Regions from separate parts of the Homo sapiens genome. Here region 1 is linked to region 2. A link is an interaction called in ENCODE POLR2A ChIA-PET data of the cell type or tissue named here. Cell type or tissue: A673. All regions are shown on one strand.

What was found. Peaks named below come from ENCODE experiments on the same cell type or tissue, not always from the same donor. Only the 100,000 strongest peaks of a DNase experiment are listed, where the experiment ranks them.
Region 1: POLR2A ChIA-PET joins it to region 2 with 5 read pairs; 7 of 35 experiments call an interaction of 5 or more read pairs at or near these places.

The regions. Positions count from the first base shown.
Region 1 is chr7:73,835,514-73,838,013 of GRCh38, reverse strand. The region is part of intron 5 of METTL27 (methyltransferase like 27); the gene reads left to right. Among named protein-coding and RNA genes, the nearest start is that of METTL27, 5.8 kb to the left of the region's middle. In A673, no CTCF peak of the experiment used is centred here; no DNase peak of the experiment used is centred here.
Region 2 is chr7:73,706,062-73,708,561 of GRCh38, reverse strand. All of the region lies in intron 3 of STX1A (syntaxin 1A), which reads left to right. Among named protein-coding and RNA genes, the nearest start is that of MIR4284, 4.0 kb to the left of the region's middle. RefSeq lists an enhancer at 663-1,415 and a silencer at 1,262-1,471. In A673, no CTCF peak of the experiment used is centred here; DNase peaks (open chromatin) are centred at 1,081, 2,120 and 2,215; H3K27ac peaks cover 2,339 bases.

The sequences.
Region 1 (2,500 bases), 130 kb before region 2:
GCCAGGCGTGGTGGTGAGCACCTGTGGTCCCAGCTACTCAGGAGGCTGAGGTGGGAGGATTGCTTGAGCTCGTGAGTTGGAGGCTACAGTCAGCTATGATTGCTCTGCTGCACTCCAGCCTAGGAAATAGGGTGAGATCCTATCTCAAGAAAGAAAAAAAAGGGGGGGTGGGCAGGCACAGTGGCTCACGCTTATAATCCCCAGCGGGCAGATCACCTGAGGTCAAAAGTTCGAGACCAGCCTGGCCAACATGGCAAAACCCCATCTCTACAAAAAATACAAAATAGCCGGGCGTGGTGGCACGTGCCTGTAATCCCAGCTGCAAGGGAGGCTGAGACAGGAGAATCACTTGAACCCAGGAGGCGGAGGCTGAAGTGAGCCAAGAGCATGCCATTGCACTCCAGCCTGGGTGACAGAGCAAGACAGGGTCTCAAAAAAAAAGAAAGAAAGAAAAAGGAATTCCCAATGTAAAAGACACAGAAAGACTGCCCTGGGAAGGAAGCTGGAAGAATTTCTTTTTCTTTTTTTTTTTTTTTTTTATTGGAACATTAATTAGGTTTTATTTTCACTTTTTGTTTCCACAGTAACATGTATGGGATTAGGTTACAGTGTTTATTTGTCCCCAATCTTTTATTTATTTATTTATTTATTTATTTATTTATTTATTTTTAATTGATTGACTTTTTATTTTTTTTTATTTTTTTTAAATTTATTTATTTATTTATTTATTTTTTATTGATAATTCTTGGGTGTTTCTCACAGAGGGGGATTTGGCAGGGTCATAGGACAATAGTGGAGGGAAGGTCAGCAGCTAAACAAGTGAACAAAGGTCTCTGGTTTTCCTAGGCAGAGGACCCTGCGGCCTTCCGCAGTGTTTGTGTCCCTGGGTACTTGAGATTAGGGAGTGGTGATGACTCTTAACGAGCATGCTGCCTTCAAGCATCTGTTTAACAAAGCACATCTTGCACTGCCCTTAATCCATTCAACCCTGAGTGGACACAGCACATGTTTCAGAGAGCACAGGGTTGGGGGTAAGGTCATAGATCAACAGGATCCCAAGGCAGAAGAATTTTTCTTAGTACAGAACAAAATGAAAAGTCTCCCATGTCTACTTCTTTCTACACAGACACGGCAACCATCCGATTTCTCAATCTTTTCCCCACCTTTCCTGCCTTTCTATTCCACAAAGCCGCCATTGTCATCCTGGCTCGTTCTCAATGAGCTGTTGGGCACACCTCCCAGACGGGGTGGTGGCCGGGCAGAGGGGCTCCTCAGTTCCCAGTAGGGGCGGCCGGGCAGAGGCGCCCCTCACTTCCCGGATGGGGGGGCTGGCCGGGCGGGGGGCTGACCCCCCCCACCTCCCTCCCGGACGGGGCGGCTGGCCAGGCAGAGGGGCTCCCCACCTCCCAGTAGGGGCGGCCGGGCAGAGGCGCCCCTCACTTCCCGGATGGGGGGGCTGGCCGGGCAGGGGGCTGACCCCCCCACCTCCCTCCCGGATGGGGCGGCTGGCCGGGCAGAGGGGCTCCTCACTTCCCAGTAGGGGTGGCCGGGCAGAGGCGCCCCTCACCTCCCGGACGGGGCGGCTGGCCGGGCGGGGGGCTGACCCCCCCACCTCCCTCCCGGACTGGGCGGCTGGCCGGGCAGAGGGGCTCCTCACTTCCCAGTAGGGGCGGCCGGGCAGAGGCGCCCCTCACCTACTGGACGGGGCAGCTGGCCGGGCGGGGGGCTGACCCCCCCACCTCCCTCCTGGACGGGGCGGCTGGCCGGGCGGGGGGCTGATGCCCCCACCTCCCTCCCGGACGGGGCGGCTGGCCTGGCGGGGGGCTGACCCCCCTACCTCCCTCCCGGATGGGCGGCTGGCCGGGCAGGGGGCTGACCCCCCCACCTCCCTCCCGGATGGGGCGGCTGGTGGGGCGGGGGGCTGACCCCCCCACCTCCCTCCCGGATGGGGTGGCTGCCGGGCGGAGACGCTCCTCACTTCCCAGACGGGGCGGCTGCCGGGCGGAGGGGCTCCTCACTTCCCAGACGGGGCGGCTGCCAGGCGGAGGGGCTCCTCACTTCTCAGACGGGGCGGCCGGGCAGAGATGCTCCTCACCTCCCAGACGGGGTTGCGGCCGGGCAGAGGTGCTCCTCACATCCCAGACGGGGCGGCGGGGCAGAGGCGCTCCCCACATCTCAGACAATGGGCGGCCGGGCAGAGACGCTCCTCACTTCCTAGATGTGATGGCGGCCGGGCAGAGGTGCTCCTCACTTCCTAGGTCGGATGGCGGCCGGGCGGAGACGCTCCTCACTTTCCAGACTGGGCAGCCAGGCAGAGGGGCTCCTCACATCCCAGATGATGGGCGGCCAGGCAGAGATGCTCCTCACTTCCCAGACGGGGTGGCGGCCGGGCAGAGGCTGCAATCTCGGCACTTTGGGAGGCCAAGGCAGGCGGCTGGGAGGTGGAGGTTGTAGCGAGCCGAGATCACGCTACTGCACTCCAGCCTGGGCACCATTGAGC
Region 2 (2,500 bases):
TCAGGCCCCACAAGCCTCGGGAAGGGGCTGCTGCCAGGGAGGCCTCACGGGACCTCTGCAGCCTTCATGGCTGGTGGGCTTAGGAGTGTCTGGGCGGGCCAGGGTCGGGAGGGTTTCACGAGAAGCCTTGGGAAATGCAGCTGTCCCCGGCTTGGAACTGGGGGGTCAGTACCCAGCATCCCAGGCCGGCCAGACCAGGTCTCCATGAAAGACTTGGGTGATGGGAGAGGCGATCGGCCCCGCCCTTCCCAGGTGAACTGGCCTTTTTTTTCTTTTTTTCTTTTTTTTTTTTTTTTTTTGAGATGGAGTCTTGCTCTGTCGCCAGGCTGGAGTGCAGTGGCACAATCTCAGCTCACTGCCACCTCTGCCTTCCGGGTTCAAGCGATTCCCCTGCCTCAGCCTCCCAAGTAGCTGGGATTACAGGCACGCGCCACCATGCCCGGCTAATTTTTTGTATTTTAGTAGAGACGGGGTTTCACCATGTTGGCCAAGACAGTCTTGATCTCCTGACCTCGTGATCCACCTGCTTCAGCCTCCCAAAGTGCTGGGATTACAGGCATGAGCCACCGCGCCCAGCCGAACTGGCTTTTTTCCTTTTTTCTTTTCTTTTTTCTTTTTTTTTTTTTCAAGACGGAGTCTTGCTCTGTCACCCAGGCTGCAGTGCAGTGGTGCCATCTCGGCTCACTGCAACCTCCGCCTCCCAGGTTCAAGCAATTCTCCTACGTCAGCCTCCCAAGTAGCTGGGATTACAGGCATGCGCCACCACGCCCGGCTAATTTTTGGTATTTTTAGTAAAGATGGGGTTTCTCCATATTGGTCAGGCTGGTCTCGAACTCCCGACCTCAGGTGATCCGCCCGCCTCGGCCTCCCAAAGTGCTGGGATTACAGGCATGAGCCCCCACGCCCAGCCCCAAGAAGGTATTTTTTTTCATTTCGAACTGGCTTTTTTCTAAGGCAACTGGGCTGGCTGCAGCCCTGGGCTTCTGGGAGCGAGGGAAGGAAGGAGGGAAGGAGGAAGCTGTCTGTGATCAATAGGAAGGCCTCTCGGTCCAGCCCCGCCCCTCCCCTCGCCTCCCAGGGGAGCAGATGGCAGCTCTAAGTCGTCAGCGCTGTGGGAGGGCAAGCTGGCCAAGCAGGCAGAGCTTCCGGAAGGAGCTGGCAGCCCTGGCACCTGGCCATGTGGCACCCCGGGGCGGGCATTCTCAGGGCTCCAGGAAGTCACCCCTCTCCCTCCACACTGGGAGCCTGTGTGTCAGGCTCGCACTCTGTCCCCAGACAGGTCCCCCTGACCCGGTCCTCATGTTCCTGTTGAGATGTTGTTTACTACACTGAGAGATGCCAGGCTGATGGCATAGGTGCCCTTCCCTGGAGGGGGGCTCACCATGAGCCCCAGGGATGCAGCCATCAGGTGTTTGAGGGAGGCAAGCGCTGGCCACCCAGGTGCCCGGGGTCAGATTTTCTTCTCACCTCCAGCACGGCCTCCTGGTCTATGACCCCTCACCCCCAAGCCCACTGGCATCTTCAAGAACCCAGAGTAAATCTTTTCACAGCCCCAAAGTGTGCATGAACCCAGGTCAGTGCCACACCAACTAAGCCAGTGCCCCGCCCTCAGAAGGCAAAATGGGTCAGGTGGGAGCAGGGTGGACTGCCTCAGGAAGGGCAGGAGGGAGAGAGGGACGCCCAGGGCTCACCACGCTGAGCTCCTTGCCTGAGAGATTTGTTGGATGGCAGCATGAGACGGATGTCTGTGCGCCCAGAGGTATCTGGGTCACTGTGTGTCCCTCTGTGGGCTGTTCCTGCTCAGGGTCAGGAGGTGGCTGATTGTGGGGTGGGGACGGAGGGCTCTAAAGAGCAGGGGAGTGGGTCTCTCACTGCTGGCAGGTGGGGCGGGCATGGGGCAGCAGAGCTGTCTGCTCCACACCTTGGGCTCCTGCAGGCCACCTCCTGCACCGTCTCCTGCTGCGGTGTCATGCACAGTCATAGGGACCGGTTCTGAGTCACCACCCGTGAGCTGAGCAGTTGAGACCTGGCGGAGTCCCAGGCTCTCGCTAAGAGGAGGGGGCTCATGTTGGGGGTTCTAGGGCACAGGCGGCACAGAGTTAAGGAGAAGTCTCAAGGAAAGATGGCAATGAGTGGGGGGCTCTCCCGGGCAAGGCAGGCTCTGCCTCCTCTGGGGGCTGCCATCCGGCCTGGGCTATTTTGGGTCTGAGCAAAAGAGGCTGAGACGTCAGAGCAGCTGGTAACCGACTTTTCCTTTGTTCCTACGGATGAGGCGCCCTCCTCCGCGCCTCGGAACCCCCCCTTCCCCGCTCCACCTCACTGCATTCCACTTGGGAGGTGACCCCATCCGGGGCCTTCCTGATAGACCACTCTCAACACCCCTCCCTGTCCCCTCTAGGACAAACCCCAGCCCCAGGGGCAAGCAGAGGGGCAGGTGGGAAGGTGATAGCCAGAGCTCAGTCCCGGCTTCTCTCGGGGCAGAGTCCTGGGGGTGTCCTGA